Regions from separate parts of the Mus musculus genome. Here region 2 is linked to region 1. The links are chromatin loops, found by intact Hi-C in ENCODE. Cell type or tissue: left cerebral cortex. All regions are shown on one strand. Each heading gives the region's core, and the rest is flanking DNA. Links, peaks and the distances in the headings are about the cores only.

Evidence for each region. Peaks named below come from ENCODE experiments on the same cell type or tissue, not always from the same donor. Only the 100,000 strongest peaks of a DNase experiment are listed, where the experiment ranks them.
Region 2: a loop joins it to region 1, with 3 times the contacts of the local background. A loop is called at or near these places in 2 of 42 quality-filtered maps.

What each region holds. Positions count from the first base shown.
Region 1 is chr13:11,758,830-11,769,248 of GRCm38, reverse strand. Ryr2 (ryanodine receptor 2, cardiac) reads left to right here. Exons shown (of 105, transcript NM_023868.2): 28 at 7,814-8,022; 29 at 9,404-9,578. Among named protein-coding and RNA genes, the nearest start is that of Ryr2, 340 kb to the left of the region's middle. In left cerebral cortex, for the core only: a CTCF peak has its summit at 5,918 (motif pointing left); DNase peaks (open chromatin) are centred at 3,857, 5,132 and 5,915; H3K27ac peaks cover 801 bases.
Region 2 is chr13:12,269,796-12,277,795 of GRCm38, reverse strand. It overlaps Actn2 (actinin alpha 2), which reads left to right. Exons shown (of 21, transcript NM_033268.4): 16 at 263-397; 17 at 1,254-1,433; 18 at 2,572-2,718; 19 at 5,032-5,097; 20 at 6,860-7,018. Among named protein-coding and RNA genes, the nearest start is that of Mtr, 16 kb to the right of the region's middle. In left cerebral cortex, for the core only: a CTCF peak has its summit at 4,648; a DNase peak (open chromatin) is centred at 4,652.

The DNA of each region.
Region 1 (10,419 bases), core at 1,405-9,404:
TTTTATAAATTTCATAGAGTTTTCTCTATATAAACAAAACAAAGTCTGATTGTTTTCCTTTTACAATAATTGTATTTTACTTTTTGAATTCTGAGTGTGTGAGGCATTCATAACAATGTGTAATAGAATGGGAGAGAGACAGCCGGCTTAGTCTCAGTCCAAGGGAATCATTTTAACACTCCATTGTTAGACTTGGTATTAACAATAGATAAGATTTTGTTAGGGTCTTTTTTTTCTCCCATGCTAGGACCAAAACTCAGGACACTGTTTATTCTAGACAAAATTCTTTATCCTTGAACTATTTCCCTGGATTAATATATTTTCTTTCATTTTTTTTCTTTCTTTTTTTTTTTTTTACATTGATTGACTTTGCTGCTTGACAATTTCATTAATGTATATGTTTTTGCATTACTCTTGCCGTCTTATCTCCCTCCCCTTCTCATTACCAATGCTTTCATTTGTCCTAGATATATGACGTTTACATTGTAAACCATTTAATTTACCTTGGGCTGTCTTTGTGACAGTTGGGTTGGAACTCCCCATTGGAGTCTAGTGGGGCCATCAGGAGTTACACAACTATACACAGTGGTCCCCCTTTCTTTGAATCTACTAATAGTAAATAGTTCAACAGAGAGTGATAGTGCCCCTGGGCCCTTTCTCCTCTGTCCATACCTGACTATTGACTGGCATATTCTTACACAGACCCAGTGCTGAAAAGAAATGGTGGGTAAGGGCTCTCTAAAGTTCAGGGACACTGTGGAAGATAGGGGAGGCTGTGGAGTGCATCTTCTGGGCAGGAAACAACCATTAGAGTTAGGAACTCTCAGTAGCTAAGGAAATCTTCTTTTTAAGAATATGTATCATCCATCACACTGAGCAGAGTTTGTTGTGAGAGTTTGCCATGAATAGTTGTGAAATGTTAAATATATATGTTTTTGTCGCTTGCCAAGAAGAGTATTTATTTTCTTTTTTATTCTCTTGACATCTTGTAAAGTATTATTATTTCAACACTAAATCAAGTTTTTTGTTTCTTGGGCAGTTCTAGTTAGTCCTGATAGATTATGATATTTTCCTGTGTACAGCCAAAGCTGTTTGCCAGGAACTTGTACAGAATCTTCGTATCCATCTTCTTAAGGAATGTTGGTGTAGGAATCTCTTGTGATTTCCTTGTGTTTTAATGGACTATAAAGCTCGCTCCATAGCAGAGCATAGGGTTGCTCCTCCATTGTCTGCCTGCCTTCTGGAGGAATCATCTCTTTTGTTTCTGCTTTCCCCTTTCTCATAGTCTTTAACCGCTTTTGTGTTTTTGTTTTTGTTTGTTTTGGTTTGGTTTCGCTCCCTGAGCCGGGAGGGAGGTTGTTCTTTAGGCGAAGAGTATTATTATGTATAAATATAAATCCTTTGCACAATGGAACTAGCTGTGTTTCCTGGCATGGAGTTGTCCATGTGCCTCCAGATTGTTGTTTTAATGGTGATAGGATTTACTGCTAACATCACCTCACCCCTTCAATTTGATGGTGTCGGTTCTTGTTTTTGCTGGCACTGGAGATCCACATGTCTCTGTACCCTTCTTTTAATGGCTATCAGCACCTCATCTCTTCAAATTGGTGGCTGCTCAATTCTTGCTTTTACTGGCTCTGGAGATTGAACCTAGGGCCTGCAGCAGGCTACTGCTGATATACTGTATATAGTAGTATACTTTGTTGTCTTTCCATACCCTAGAACTTTTGTGAGAAGCTGGGCATTTTAAATAATATATTGTGGCAACTCTCTAGTTATCATGCACGTTGTAACTGTTTTCTTAAGGATTTTTCAGAGATGATTTTGCAGAGTGTGTTTGTCACCTTGTAGAGTGGCCTCTTAGCTTGGGATTGACTGAGTCTTCCTTAAGTGTCTCTCTAGGGAGAGGCTGCAGCTTCCTGTTGTAATTTCACCTCAGCTTCTGTTTGTTGCTTGCTCATAGTCTCAAGGTCTTTCATAGATAAGGCCAGATGGAAATTCTGCTCAGGTCTTTCTTGAATTCTATGCATAGCCAGGAACATAAGCCCAACCCTGTAGATTTCTAGGAAAATGAGAGGATCCCCCCCCCCCCCCCCCGCCGCACCCCCCATACAACCTGCTGTGGCTAGCTCCTGCCCTGTGTCTCTGTCATATTGTTTACTCAGCTGTTGCTTATTACAAAGTTACTGCTACCTTGAGCAGCTGCTAGGTGAAGGAATTGCCCCTGTTGACTTTAACAACTGTCTCTGTGGAGAAGAGTATTTGCATTGAGCTAACTTTTAAAGCAGGTTCAATACAGACACATTTGCAAGTGAGATTTAGGACCTGGAGGTAAAATCTTGACAGTTATCCTGAATTGGCCTTTAGAGGCATTTCAGCCCTGGTCTGCCTGCCCTGGAAAATCGTGGGTAGCTGGTTTGTTTCTGTGCCTGAGGGGCTGTTGCTTTTCTGTGTATCTTGGAGCTGGAGAAAGGGCCCTGTGAATGGACATGGTAAAAATATCACGGAGTCTATGCTGTGGGGACTGTCACCTTAGGTTACTGATATGTCTTATAAAACCAAGGATATGTTTTGTAGACTGTGATATCGTCTGGCAGGAGGAGAAGGGGAGAGAGGGAGAAAGGGGGAGGGGGTCAGAGAGAGAAAAGGGACAGAGAAAGTGGAGAGGCCAACCAGTCCCTTTTATAGCAGCTGGGCCTACCTGGCTGTTGCTAGGTAACTGTTGGGCGGAGCCTAGAAGGAAGGCTAACAGTTACTTTTCTGGACTTTGGAGGGAATGAATGCTGCTAAGGTGCCCTTGATCGGTGGAACAAAGGATTCTGAGCTTTCTTTACTCAGGGGATGGCATCAGTAGCAAAGGTTAGAGCAAAGAATGCGAATAGGAGGGAAGATTCTAGAGAAACATTCATGGTCTCATGAAATGTAGGGACCGCGTTAATACAGGTGCCAACCTGTGCGTATGTGCTTGCGTGAGTGCTGCATGCCTGCAAGCGTGTTTCCAGCAAGCTCAGTAGAGCAGTGAATGGGTTTAGAGTTGGGGTTAATGGAGCAGGAAGGGAGCTAGATCATAGGCAAGAAAATGTAGAGCACTGTATAGTTCAGGGAGGAAAAAAAGAACTGGGACCACTGAGATATGTTCGACTTGAGCGCAGTACTTGGGTCCTACATGGAGGAAACTGCCACAGGTTGTTCTGTGATCTCTGTGGTGTGTATGTTTTGCAAATTCATATATTCCTATATGGAACTGAAAAGAGGAGAGATGATGACCCGGTAATGAGTTGTCTTATAAGAATTTAGTGATTGAGCCATTAGCAGTTGGTTGAAAGCTAGGAGGAAGATTGCTCAGTCAGTGTTGTATTTGCCACACAATCGTGATAAACTGAGTGTGACTGTTATGAAATATAATGCAGTGAGGCCTGTGCCAAGGTGTGCCCCTGAGAAATTATGCCATGTAACAGATCTGGAATAAGGGGGTTTATTTGGGGGAATGGATATGAGTGAGGACATGGAGAATGGGTAGAGGCAGACATGTAGACATGGAGATAGGTAGACAGATGGGAACGGAGCCATGAGGGCAGAGAAGAGGATGGGGCACAGAGGACAGAAATGTGGAGAGACCAGGAACACACAGAAACAGAGAGAGCTGGAGTGGCCAGACAGTCCTTTTATAAGCAGCCCACCCTGATGCACAGTCAGGAGGCAGGTGATAAGCTAAGCCATTGCTGGATTCCAATGGGATCCTCTGTAAGCTAACAATGACCCCAAGAGCCCACATAAAATAGGCAAGAACTGAGGGCTGGTTCTCTTGAAAGACCCACAACGTGAGGACTCCCCCACATTCTGACTCAGGAGAGGCAACAATCCAAATCACTCACAAGAAACGGGCTTGCTGCAAACTACAAGAAGACTTTTATTCAAGAGCGCTCTCGGGCCCACGATCATACACCACGCAGGGGTAGAGGACCGTGGTGCCCAGAGTAGCTGGGTAAGGGGTTATTTAAAGGAAGAAACCACAACTCAAGGAAGTGGGGAGGGCGTTGTTGGAAAATACCAAAGATACCAGTTAAGAGTCCCAAGGAAGTGCAAAGTCACAAGAGTCACAAGGAATACCTGGTAATTGTTCGGGTTATCTCTCAAGACAGTTTCTAAGAGCCCCTAACAATAGCACATTCTTTGAATGAACACTCTTTGAACCCAGGAAGCGGGTGGGTGGAGGAATGTTGCTATCTGTTTTATGATTAGCATACCTTGGAGCATTGAGTCACAGAGGTCACATTCCCAAGCCTGGGCCTAAAGGCCTAGAATTTTGTTATATATTTGTTATACTTTCACTCTAACCACAGTGCCTAGAGATGGAGACAGGTCCATCCCAGAAGCTTGCTGGTCAGCTAGTCTAATAGCCAGAGAGCTTCAGGTTCAGTGTGACATCCTGGGTCAGAGAAATATTATATTATAAAAGGAGACACCTGACAGAGACATCTGAGCTCCACATGCGTGAGCACATTCTTGAATACCCCACCATGTACATACCTACACGTGAATACATACAAACACACAGAGAAACAGTTGACCACTTACTGCCTTTCTGAAATCACATAAGCGGTGACCAATGAGGCGAAGTTTGTGTTCTGTTGCAATAGGAGGTTCAATTATGTTTCTCATGTATGGCTACACCCTTGAACCTAATAATATGTCTCCCTCATAGGAGATTACACACAGCACATTACAAAAAGTAGGTACAAAGGATTAACTCACCCATGTGAGGTATCGTTTATGGGAGACATTGTTTTCTGAGTTAGAATCTGAACCAATCAAAATATCAGCAGTTATCGATCACAGTGAGACATTTTCATCCAGAGAGTGTGTATGGCATGATTGCACACAGAAAGGCCCGAGAAATGGTTCTGTCCTTGGGCCAAATGTAGGGCACAGGTCAGGAGACAGCAGCCACTCATGAAGGGAAGATAAGGCAAAAGTTGGAATATATTGAACCCCTAGCTAAGATTTGTGGAGATATTTGAGCAGAGGGTACCAGCCCCAAAAGTTGTCCTGCAGGAGCTTGCTATGCCATCCCAGTTTACTGTAGAAATGTAACTATGGTAACAGAGAGAGGGGACAGATTGGTGGGGGAGGATGCTGGGAGGGGTAGGGACTACTTGGGAAGCCTTTGGGAAAAGGCTGTGATTTTTCTAAAGTAGAGATTAAAAGGTGTGAAAGATTTTATGGTGAAACACCACATCAGCCTCGTGATTGCTTAGATTCGATTAAAAGCATCAATTTGTGGCCGGAAAGGCAGCTTCTGGGTAAAACAACTGCTTCGGAAAGCCTGAAGACCAGAGTTCAGGCTCTGGAAGCCCTGTTAATATAGGCGAGAATTAGACTTCCCAGAGCTGCCTTCTGACTCCCATATGCACGCACACGTTAACAATAAATACTTTTTTAAAAAGAAACATTTGTTTGTAACTTACTCTTCTGCTGTGGTTTACATTTGATTAAATTAAATGAAGAAAAGGTTGCAAACATCAAGCCTAACTTTGTGCAATTGGTTATAGCTCTTGATTTATTCTCCACTTTTCAGGAGAAGGCTCACATATTCCAAATGAAACATGCATCAGTATTTGAGTTGTGTGGTACCTTAGCAGTATTATTCTCAATGATGTATTAAAACATCTGAAGTGGAATGTGTTCTTATTCATTACAAGATTTTTATCGAGATCTGAATCACTCTACTAAATGTAATGCCTGGAAGTTGAAAGGGCGGCTGGTTTGGTACCAGTTATTTTTAAAGTATGATATAAATACACCTGGCACATTCTAGATAATGTATAAAACTTTTAGAGACTAATGGTGCCTTCCTTGATCCTGGGTGTAATTTGTCATTTTCAAACATAGTTAGGTCTCACTGCCCTCTAGTGGTTGGTGGCTTCTAAGCCTGTGGTCTGGTGAGAAAATTGGACATTAGAATATAACCCAAGACTTTACCCTCAATCTTGCCCATCAGTCACCATCTACCCACTCTTTCCTGCTCTGTGGGTCCAGGGAACACAGCCTCTGATCAGATCTATTGCCCAACTTTCTTGATTTGAGTCCCAATAGCCTTGATTATGTCCAGGAGAAAGGTACCCGCTAAAGGGTTCGTTATTTTTAGTGTCAAGTATTCTATTTATTATTTGAATATAAACATCATTTGTCACACTCACACAAGTTAGAGCTGCATACTAAGTGTCTATGAATCAAGCACGGTGTGGGCTTTTCTACTTGGAAAGGAGTTCTGTGTCTTTGATAGGGATGTGACTCTTTGGCCTTCCTTTGGTCTGGTGCTTGAAGCTGGGGGGAATCTGTTTCTCAAGCCAGCTCAGCAGGCGCTTGAGCTCATGTGTTGCAGGCTCCAAATACACCAAATATAGTTTAGATTGCTTGGTTTCTCTAATTCCAGTTGATCCAGATTTTCATTTTATCTGAAGTTTGTTTGTTTTTTTAAAATCAAGAAGCAGAATGCCAAATGGTTGTTTCTTTAAACCACAGCTATTAACCTTAAACCAGAGAAATACAGAGAATGAATTTTGAGCCCCTTAGACATTTGCAGGAAGATCTTCAGACTGGTTAACTGGGGGATAAAAATTCATCTCCCTCAAATGCCTGCTTGATGGTTTCAGGGTGTTGTGGCAGACCTTTGCTACTTTGTGTTCTTCTTTCTCCCTCCCCCACCCCAGCTTCCCCTCCTAACACTAGATAGGAGAGAAGCAAGGGTAGAGTGGAGAGAGACATTAGGAAAATCCCGAATCTAATTTCTTGCCTTTTGTTTCTTCTTTGACTATGGCTGTTAACAAACTACAGTCAACTTCCCTAAACTACCAATAACTACCCCCAAGAGCCTTAGCATTTATATACTCTCTGAAAAGTTCTCAGAATTCCAAATGTCACACAATCGCAGAAACTATCTGCAGCTGGCAAAACCATGCCTCATAGATGTCTACTTTTTTGAAGTGTAAGGCTCACAGCCAGTGCCCCAACAAGATCGGTTAGCACCTGTCCTTCATAAGTCAATGAAACAAACCAAATTAATGGTGAAAAGCAGAAGAGAGAGACTGATTGAATGTGACCACACTGAGAGGAGGGACAAATAGATCCAGCCCCTTCCCTCAACCACCTTCAGTATCTGAATTTCAATAGAAGGCAAGTGACTTGCATAATGAGGCAGCCCCAGGAAAGTTCTTCCCCACCCCCAGCCCCCAGCATCTTCACAGGCCAGTCCCACCTAAAGGATACCAGGAGAAGTTGTAAATCTTGTTCCCAGACAGTTCTTTCTCTGACTGCCCGGGAACTTTTTCATCTCCTAGGAGGAGATTGGGGTACCTTCATTTCTGGTGATTCATTGTTTGACTAGTGTGGCAGCCAACAGGAGGTGCACAAGGCAGGGGTTATATGCTTTTTTTTTTTTTTTTAGAACAATGTATTTTTTTCTCACCTAAGACTTCAAATTCATGTGGTCTGGTAGTCTTCCATTTCTAAACCATCCAGGACTGGATGGCTTTCTTTCTCTGAAAGGTAGTTAGTTTCATTCTGAAAGTGGCAGCAGGAGGACTGACCTGTGTGGTCAGTCACCGAGCTCTTCCCCACTTTTCCCAGGAAGTCCAATCTGGCTTTCTACTGTACTCATAGCTCTATCTGACAAACCAGAAGGTAGATGATGAAGCAGGAGGTGTGGAGTTGGGTGGTCAGCCTTCCAGTGGGTTTTACGACTGAGTTAGGTCAAGCCCTGCTTTTTCTCTTAACTTCCCACCCAATGATCTCCAGTCTCTCGAACCCACAGCCTCGAGAGCCGAGGTGTGCAGCGGTACTGGGGAGAGGTTCCGCATCTTCAGGGCAGAGAAGACCTATGCGGTGAAGGCTGGGCGCTGGTACTTTGAATTTGAGGCTGTCACTGCTGGAGACATGCGGGTGGGCTGGAGCAGGCCAGGCTGCCAACCAGATCTAGAACTGGGTTCTGATGACCGTGCCTTTGCTTTTGATGGCTTTAAGGTGAGTAGCTTGCTGAGTCCTGGCCTATCCCTGCTTGTATGTGCAGATGCCAAAACCCTTTCTGGTCTCACAGCAGACCTTGGACATGTCTCTTTAGTCATCTCAGGATTCTTTATTGCCCTACAGAACCAGTGAAATTTAGCAAAATGTTGTCAAAGAATGAGGTCTTCCTGGTCTATCAGAAATGGTAAAGAAGCCAGTTCTGTGGTGCATACGTTAATCCCAGCAGTGAGGAAGCTGAGGCAGGAGGATCACAAGCTCAGGTCCAACCTGGGCTTCGTGTAGAGAGACCTTATCTAAACAAACAAACAAACAAAGGGACTGGGCTTTGGTTTCATTCTTGCTGGTGACCAGACATAGTGAACCAGAGCAAGAAATAACCTTCAGAAATGGAAGTGACATTCCCGCTTCACTCAGAGACTACAGATAAGGAAAGATGTTCAACTCTGGGGACACAAGTAGGGTAAGGAGACAACAGAGGTGGGAGGGGAATTCTGAGTTGTAATGCCTTTGATGCATCATTAGTTTAAAAATTTAAAAGCAATATGTTGTAGTGAGACAATTATCAGTATTTTACACAAAGGCAGTAGCACATTATGTAAAAATCACAATGAAGGTGGCACTTCCAAATTAATTCAAAGGATTCATGTGACAAAGTAAGTCATATGAGTAATTTTTTACCTTTAAATGAGTGTAACCCAAACTCACATTTGAAACGTTGTATCTAAGTGTGTTTATAAGTGGGCTGGTATCCATGTTTGGTTTGGGGCTTGTTCATTTTCACAGATACCTTCGGAGTATTTTTAGGTGTGATTTGAAGCTTTGCTGATTTTAGAAAGGAACTGAGAAGTTTCCAGAATTTCATTTTGTTTAAGTAACATCAAGAAGGGGGGTTTCATTTTGAGAAAGGCAAACATGAGAAGGGGTTTTTCTTCCTTTCTTCCTTCCTCCTCTCCTCTCCCCTCCCCTCCTTTCCCCTTCTCTCTCTTTCTTTCTCTCTTTCTTTCTCTCTCTCTCTCTCTCTCTCTCTCTCTCTCTCTCTCTTTCTTTCTTTCTTTCTTTCTTTCTTTCTTTCTTTCTTTCTTTCTTTCTTTCTTTCTAGTGGTTGGCACCCAGCTTGATTCTCAGCTCTTAACTATACATTCGGGAGTAAAGAAGAATAGTCCATAGCCATAGTACATACAGTTAGATCAACTTTCAAAAGGATGAAATAGCATCTGGTTTATTCACAGTCCCTCCCCTGTGTACACAGTAGGGATTCAGACTCCCCTGACATCCCTTTATCCCCAGCCTGGCACTAGACTGGTAGTTCCAACTGAGATCATCCTATTGCTGCTGGTCTGTCTGACTCTGTAAAAAGGGACTCTTTCGCCTCTCACAGGCACAGCGGTGGCACCAGGGCAATGAACACTACGGGCGCTCATGGCAAGCTGGTGACGTCGTGGGCTGCATGGTTGATATGAATGAACACACCATGATGTTCACTCTGAACGGCGAGATCCTGCTGGATGATTCAGGCTCTGAGCTGGCATTCAAGGACTTTGATGTTGGTGATGGTAAGAGCCACGGTGTTCTGTCATTTGGGTTTGCAGACAATGCATGGCCAGGCCCAATAGTAGTTTTAGGGTGAGTGGGTGTGTAAGTTGCCTCTGTAAATGTCTGGGCACTATGGTGACATGTGGCTGATCTGGTCAAGCATGCTTGAGATTATTACAGCAGAAATGACACCTACCCTACTTACGTAGAGTTTTGATGAGGTGGGGGTGTCTGTGTGTACAGCAGAAAGAATGGTGGCCACTACAATGGTGTCCCACAACATTAACCCCTCATTCAGAACATTCCTGGTCCATCAGTGGATTAGAGCATTTTCTTATCTATTAACTTTATAAGAAAGGAAGGAGAATCTGACATGGCTCAGCAAGTCCCTCTGTCAGAATCTCGAGTGACAAAGGTGACTAAAGCCAGGTCTCACTTTCTTGTAGATTGCTGTTTGCCAGAGAGGTTGATACTATTAAATTCTATTCTGTGGGTAAATTCTACCATCAAGACATCAGGGTAGAGGTTTTGCAAAACACTAAATTAAAAACAAATAAACAACAAACAAACAAACACCCCAGAACTAGCCCGTGAGCTGACTATATCACTTTCGGGATATTCTCAGAGAATCCTTTGTCTTACCACAGCGATGCTTGCTCATGCATGTTCTCTGCTGCTGCTCTGTTCACAATAACCAGGAAATGGAATCAGCCTAGATGTCCATCAGTTGATGGACGGAGGGTGGAAATATGGTATATGCACACAATGGGATTAGATACAGATGTGAGAAAAAAAAAGGATTCTGAAAAAAAAAAGAGGATAGGACTGATAATCCACCCCAACTCAGAAAGACAAATAAGT
Region 2 (8,000 bases), core at 1-8,000, 510 kb before region 1:
CCCTTGGATAGAATCTTAAATTCCTTGACTGAGCTGTGCTTTCAGCAGTCCCTTGGTGTTATAAGGTAACAGTCAGAACTAGTGCCTTGAGCAGGACTTTCTTTACCCTCTTTTCCCCAAGCCTCTATTCTTGTCTTTCCCACTTACCTCTTCCTCCCTCTCCAAACCCCAGTGGCCTACCATCTGATAGGGAGCTCATCCCATGGTCCCTCCTATGAGACCAGAGATGGCCTCTCATCCTGTTCTCCTTGGGCTGTGACAGGTGAAGCAGCTGGTGCCGGTCCGGGATCAGTCCCTGCAGGAGGAGCTGGCTCGCCAACATGCTAATGAGCGTCTGCGGCGCCAGTTTGCTGCTCAGGCCAATGCCATTGGGCCCTGGATCCAGAACAAGATGGAGGTTGGTAGCACACTACTGGAATCTGGAGTCCTACTGAGCTTCAGAACGGCACACCCCGGCCTTGATTCTGTCTGCACCCCTCACTCCATTGTCTGTGGCTGTCCGTACAGGGCTCAGAGGCACATTTCTGCTGTCCACCCTTGTCAATGACAGAGCTCTTTCTCAGGTGTAGTCTCATCAGGACCTGGATTTTAAGCCATCCATCCCTAATGAGGGAGGGCAGGTGAAGCGTCACACGTACTTTGTGTTTCTAAAACATTCAAGAAACATGGCATTGGAATGGCTCTGAGGATCTGGCTTTTTTAATCGCTTTCAACAACAGCCAAGAGACATTTTCTGTCTCTACTTTGGGATCAAATATGAACTTTATCTTAGAGGTAGAAACACCTAAAGTGATAAGAAATTCTCCCCTGTGGTCTGGTGCCTCTCTGGCAGCTCTGCCTATGCCTGCCAGTCCTGGTGCCCACAGCACAGAGCAGGCCTAGCCTTCCTCAGAACACGTCTCTTCCCCTCGAGAAGGTCAGCAGGACTCCTTCCTTACTCCTGCTTTGGATCATGGTTTTTTCCCCCTTCCATTCTCTAGACAGACATGAACTTAGCCTAATATCGCCCTGTGGTCTTGTCACTAATTTGTCTGAGACATCTAGTGCCTTGGGTTCCCTGATGTAGGGTGGCCATTGGCCCAGGAGCCAGAGGCCCACGCTGTCTGTCTCTGTGCTCACGGGTACCCCACCACCACCACCCCCGAGTCCCCACCTCCATCCCGCTGTCTGCTAAGTGCCTCTCAGCTGCCTGTCTGGGGGACTGCCTCACTCGCTCAGTACCACCTCATGCCCTGCTTGCCCGCCACATACAGGAGATCGCTCGGAGCTCCATCCAGATCACCGGGGCCCTGGAGGACCAGATGAACCAGCTGAAGCAGTACGAACACAACATCATCAACTACAAGAACAACATCGACAAGCTGGAGGGCGACCACCAGCTCATCCAGGAGGCCCTGGTCTTCGACAACAAGCACACGAACTACACCATGGAGGTATGGAGGGCGGGCACACGGGCAGGCTTGACTCACCTCGACACCTCCTCTGCTTGTTTCCTTACGCACATTCCCCTCTCCGTTTCCAGTGAATTCTGTAGGTGTGAATGCAGGGGACAGTTAAGTCTATTTACTGTGTGTGGAAGAGCACAATGAACTGTTACAAGCACTAAACAATAGTTCATTGTCAAAGTTATCCTTATTGTCATGGCGAAGTCATTACACTTCTTTGGAGAGGAACTTAAATTGTCCTTATTTCTTCCTGTTGCTCTTTGGCTAGGGTTGTTGTTGTTGTTGTTGTGACTGTGGATGGTCTCATGCACCCCAGACTCTCGTGGATCTGACCATGTAACTATGAATGGCCTGATCCTCCTGCATCCATTTCTTGGTTACTATGATCACAGACACATATCATGATGCCCGTTCCTTATTAGTGATTTTAAAAATTAGTCCAAAGAGTCAAGACTGTCCCTATTTCCACCAGTCTCCTTCAGTCTGATCTCCCTGGGAGACTTTGGGTATAGCCCAGTGTCCATCCAGCTATTTGGTAAGTGTGAAGATGTCTTTAGTCACAAATAGACCACACATTGAATATTTAATCTACAAAGTATGGGCCAGAAATGTAGTTTAGGTATAGTGTTTGTTTTTTTTTTTTTTTTTTTTTGGTCTAGCATGTGCAAGGCCCTAGGTTTAACCCCTAGTTCCAAGTATATGTAACATAAATAAGAAATACGAATTATGCGAAGTGCCACTTTGTAGATTGTCATTTGTAGAATTCTGGTCTCATTCCTTAATATTTCCCACACTACAGAATCTTGCAAAAGTTGAAACAGTGAAAAAACATTTTTAAGTCCAAGAGAGTCAAGCTGTTGAGACGGCTCAGCAGGCAGAGGCACTTGCTGTGAGGTCTGACAATCTGAGTTGAGTTCTAGGAACCTGTGTCAAAGAGAGACTCCAAAATTTCCCTGTGATCGCTGCACAGGGACTCCCCGCACTGATGCTGCTGCTGCTGCTGCTGCTGCTGCTGCTGACAAATAGAATGAGCGTAGCAAACCTATACCAAGCCCTGCGTATTTCCTGCTCATGATGCACTAAAACCTCCTTGACCTAGTTGACGGCTGGTTCTTCTCCTTGGTAGCATATCCGTGTCGGATGGGAGTTGCTGCTGACAACTATCGCCAGAACCATCAATGAGGTGGAGACCCAGATCCTGACAAGAGATGCCAAGGGCATCACCCAGGAGCAGATGAATGAGTTCAGAGCCTCCTTCAACCACTTTGACAGGGTACTGCTCTCTCTCTAGTTGCGTGAAAGGCAGTTATATCTGGAAAAGCATGCGTACTGTTGCTCAGAGTGCTTTAAGTCACATGTGTACCAGGCTGGCTTTGAGGTCTTTCAGTAACTGAGGGTGACCTTGAGCTCCTGTCCCTCTGCCCCCACTTCCAAGCGATGGGATGGTGGCAGGTGCTTGGCGTCATGCCCAGCTGCTCACTTTAGGTCTCCCTGCTCCACAAAGTTCACAAGGAAACTGGTTGAATGATCCCAAGGGAACTAGCGATCAAACAAGCACTGGTCATGTCACCATGTCACCGTCAAGTGACCTTACATCAAGGCTTTTGCTTTGTTTCCTGGAGTTGGGGATTTAGCTCAGTGGTAGAGTGCATGCCTATCAAAACACAAGGCCCTGGGTTAGGGCCTTAGCAAGGGGGTCGGGAGAAGACAAAAATCTGCAAAAAGAAACAAAGGAACAGAAACAATGTAACTTGCTTTGTTCCTTGTAGATCCTTTAACTAGGACTCTAGTTAATAGCAACAGCTTGGCTGTCTTTAGTGAAAGCACCTGCTTGGTGGTGAAGAGGGCTGGCTGTTCTTGCAGAGGACGTGGGTTCAGCTCCTGACACCCAGTCAGAGGCTCACAATCCCTGTAACTCAGGCTTCTGACCTTCACCGCCCCGTGCATACACCTGGTACACACATGTTCACCCAGGCGTACAAACATAAACATTAAGTAAATAAGTAAACCTGAAACATTCTTAAATGTAGAGAAGGTTTATTTACATTAAGCACTGGAAACAAAGTTCTCCTGGGGTCTGTTGTGGTGAGATCAGATATTTAGATTACTCCCATGTTCTCACTGTACAGCAAGACGGGGCTGGGTGTGCATGCAGGGAGCAGAAACAGGAAGAGCTCTGTGGGTTTGAGGCCAGCCTGGTCTACATAGCAAGTTCAGGCAGGAAGGTGCATAGTGAAAAACCCTGTCTTAAGAAAAGAAAAAGAGACAACGCAGATAGGATGGCAGGGTCATGGAGGGCGTGGATGGAGAGATCCCTCCATGGACCTCTGGGCCGTTGACTATCACAGAGCACAGGTATGGCCAGAGCTGTGTTTCTGAGAAGCTCACTAAGATGAGGGTGGGGGCAGAAGCCAGATGTGGCTGCTGGAGAAAGGAAGGAAGGGGTCTGGAAGGAACTGGGTTCAGGGACAGGAGTGGTGAGACTGAGGGCTTCGTGGGAGGGAGACTGATGAGCGGCAAGGTTATTCCAGCCTCCAAGGGCAAGAGAGGAGGAGTGCTCGTGCGCCATCGCCATCACCATTGCAGGAAAGCTGGCCCTCCTGCCTGGGCAGTGGGAGGCCCGCTTAGTGAAACCAGGCAGTCTGCACATAGTGATCTTCTCCAGCGAGCGGCCATCTGAGAGGAAGAGAGGAGACCTACAGGGCTACTGCTCCAAAGCAGGTGCAAGAGCCAGAGCAGGGGACCAGGGGAGTGCACAGGGGAGCCAAAAGGCAGGATGCAGGGCTGCAGAGTGGCTGACATGGCGAGGGCCAGGCCCTCAGGCCTGAGAGCCAACACTCAGGTTCCATTCACAGAAGACAGAACTTCTACCATTGGCTTTCTAAACAGGTCATTTCCTGAGTGAACAAAATCAACTGAATTGTCAGTAAAGACCTATTGGTGTTTAAATGTTAGCTGTCTCTCTTACAACTCTGAGACATGTACATAGGAACCCTTTTCATCCCAACCAGATTTTTGCATCGGATACCCTGCTTTTACAGAGCTGAGAACACTCTGGAGAGCTTGTCATACAGATGAAGCCATTACATCTGGCCCTGGGTTCCATTCCCAGCGCTTCATCTGGGCAGTAGTTTCCCAGACTGGTTGAGCCATGAGTTTCTCCATTCAGCTCTAGAAATGCTTGCAATATGTGCTGTTATCAATAGGTGGCAGTAGTGAGCTCCTCACTGGCTCCCTTTGCTGCCTTTAGTGTGGGTTCTCTTTTCAGTATTAGTCTTTATTACACCTGCCTCCTTTTCCTTTCCTTCCTTTTATTTTATTTTGCAGTGATGAGGATCAAGCCTAGGACCTCGTGTGTGTTAGGCAATGCTCTCCCACTGAGTGACAGCCCAGTCACCTCTTCTCTGTTAAAGGGATTATTTTATAATATCCTTGTACTGTGGCTTTGTCCTTCTGTAAGTCAGAGGTGACCTCTAATCTTAGCTGGTCACTCTTTCTCTACCACCTTGCTTACTGGGCACTGGGTCAGGCAGAGCTGTTCATCTGGTCCCTAACTGCCTTCTCTCTGTTCTTTGCGTTTGCACAGAGGAAGAACGGCCTGATGGATCATGAGGATTTCAGAGCCTGCCTCATTTCCATGGGCTATGACTTGGTAAGACACAGCCGAACTTCTGCAAAGGTCTGGTACCATACCAAGCCTCGAGTGTGGGGAATCTAGATGTGACACTTTCCTAATTGGTTCATTTTCCTATCACAGGGCAATGCTTTTTGAAAATCTGCTTATTACTATATAAAAATAATGCTACAGGGTTAAAAATGTATTTTATTCAGTACCTGGTAAGGTTTCCTTATGGTGAAAACATTAAGGACATGGGATCTCCTGGTGGTTTTTAGAAGCTGCATTGACATAGCTCACGTATTTCAGTGAAACAACTTAAAATGTTCACGTCAATGACATCTAGTTGCCTGCGTTTTAAAGTGTGTTTTCCCTTGTTATTTTAAAGGATAGAAGAGAGATTTTAATGGCTGGGGATGATAGTGCAAGATTTTAATCTCACCTCTTGGGAGGCAAAGACAGGCAGATCTTTATGAGTTCCAGGACAGCCAGAGCTATATTGGGAAGTCTCTGTTTCAAAAATACAATCAAGAGGGAAGGAGAGAGGGATTGGGGAGGGGGGAAGGGGGAGGGAGGGAGGGGGGAGGTGAGGGAGGAGGAGGGAGGGGAAGAGAGGAGAGGGAGGGAGAGGGGGGGAGGAAAGGGAGGGAGGGGGAAGGGAAGGGAGGGGAGGGGGAAGGGAGAACAGGGAGAGGAGAGGGAGGGGGGAGGGAGGGGAAGGAGGAGAGGGGGAAGGGAAGGAGGGGAGGGGGAAGGGAGGGAAGGGAGAGGAGGGGAGGGGGAAGGGAAGGAGGGGAGGGAGGGTAAGGGAGGGAGGGAGGGAGGACAGATTATAGAAATGTACTGCATTACCCTTTGATGATTACATATTTATCTATTTTCGAAACTATCTTGTTAGATAGCCCAGGGTGGCCTTGAACTTACTGAGATCCTCCTGCCTCTGCCTCTAACCTGAGGCTTAGAGTCCTAGCAGTGTAAGAATAAATCAAATATATAAATTCATAGAACAAGCCAGAATAGCAGGTGACATATTCCTGTAGTCCCAACACTCAGGGTATCTTGAGTGGCCCAGCTGGGAACTCACTGTGTACTCCAGGCTAGCCTCAAACGTGCCATCCTGTCTGTTCAACTTCCTAAATACTAGAACTACAGGTTTGCACCTTGCTTATATATAAAGCACTGGGCTTTTTTTTTCTTAAAGCTTTTTTTGTTTGTTTGTTTGTTTTTCAGTACTGGGGATGTACTAGTCAATTGCTTTAATACTGAGCTGTACTCCCAGTCTTTTTTTTTTTTTTTTTTTTTTTTTTTTTTTTTTGGTTTTCCGAGACAGGGTTTCTCTGTGTAGCCCTGGCTGTCCTGGAACTCACTCTGTAGACCAGGCTGGCCTCGAACTCAGAAATCCGCCTGCCTCTGCCTCCCGAGTGCTGGGATTAAAGGCGTGTGCCACCACGCCCGGCGTACTCCCAGTCTTTATTGAGCATTTAAAATACAACTGCGTTGATTCCTCTGGTAATAAACTGAATAATGAGCACCATCTTACATAGCAATTCCACTTTCCAACTTTGGCTGAGTTACTCCTCCTAATTATGTAATTAGGACTGGCAACATGGGGTACACAAGGGACACACTTCTGATGGGCAGGGGCCTCTGGCTCGATGCTGCAACCACATTTAAAACTGCCGGAAATGGACCTGAGTCACCCACGTGAGGACGCCTTTGCAGAGAGTGAAGAGAACAGCATGGAGGATCCATGACGACGTCAAACCCTGACGCACACACTGTCTCTGTACCTCCTCAGGGTGAAGCTGAATTTGCCCGCATTATGACTTTGGTTGACCCCAACGGACAAGGCACGGTCACCTTCCAGTCCTTCATTGACTTCATGACTAGAGAGACCGCAGACACCGACACGGCAGAGCAGGTCATCGCCTCCTTCCGGATTCTGGCTTCTGATAAGGTCTGCTGGGACAGGTTTTCTTTTGTTTTAAAACTTTTAAAATGATCTTTGACTATCTGGGGACAGTACTTGCGCGTGGGCCTTGGTGTGTGTGGCGGTCAGAGACAGCCTCGGACATCAGTCTTGCCCTCATCTCGTTTGAGAAAATGGACCTTCTTGTTCCCTGCTGTATATGCAAGGCTTGCTTTTCTGCAAGATTTCAGGGATTCTCCTGTATCTGTCTCCCATTTCACAATAGGAATGCTGGGATTATAGTTGCGTACTGTTATGTCTGGGCTTTTAAAAAATGATTTGTCTCTGTGTGTGTGCGCGTGTTGTGCATACATGCATATGTGCTTGCGTGTGTGCGTGATCTGTCCTCTCATACCCCTATACAAGAGTTCCAGAGACAAGCAGTGTTCTCCAGGCTCATGTAGCCTTTACCTGCAGAGCCAGTTTGCCAGCTGGATATTTTTAATACAAATTAGGCAGGGGTTTATATGTATAGAGAGAGGCTTAGGAAAGAGTAAAGCTTATCCCAGAACATGGGTGAAGGCTTCTTGGAGGCGAGGTCCCATAAGTATATATGTTTATAAAAGTTCTCTCCTTCAGTGCCAAACCCTACTCTTTCTTTAAGTGTTTTTTTTTCTCCTCTCAGTGACATATTTTCATATTTTTAAATACCAGAGCATGAAAGGGTCTCTCCATTTTCTTATATTTCTGGTTGTGAGCCTAACCTTTAATGGCTAAGCCATCTCTCCAGCCAAGGGTCTCCACTTTCTAAGAACATCAGTTATGTGAAGTCAAATGAGTCACTCCTATGTTCTCCTCAGTTTATGATGTGAACCAAGTTGACCCACGAGGTGGGGAATTAAAATCAGAATGTTTATCACTCACATTTGACCCAGTATGAGAAATATTGGCAATAATCCCGCATGTGTTTTTACCAAGCATCCTGGAATTCCCGCAGGTCACCTTGCAGACTCACTCTCTGTGAGCCCAG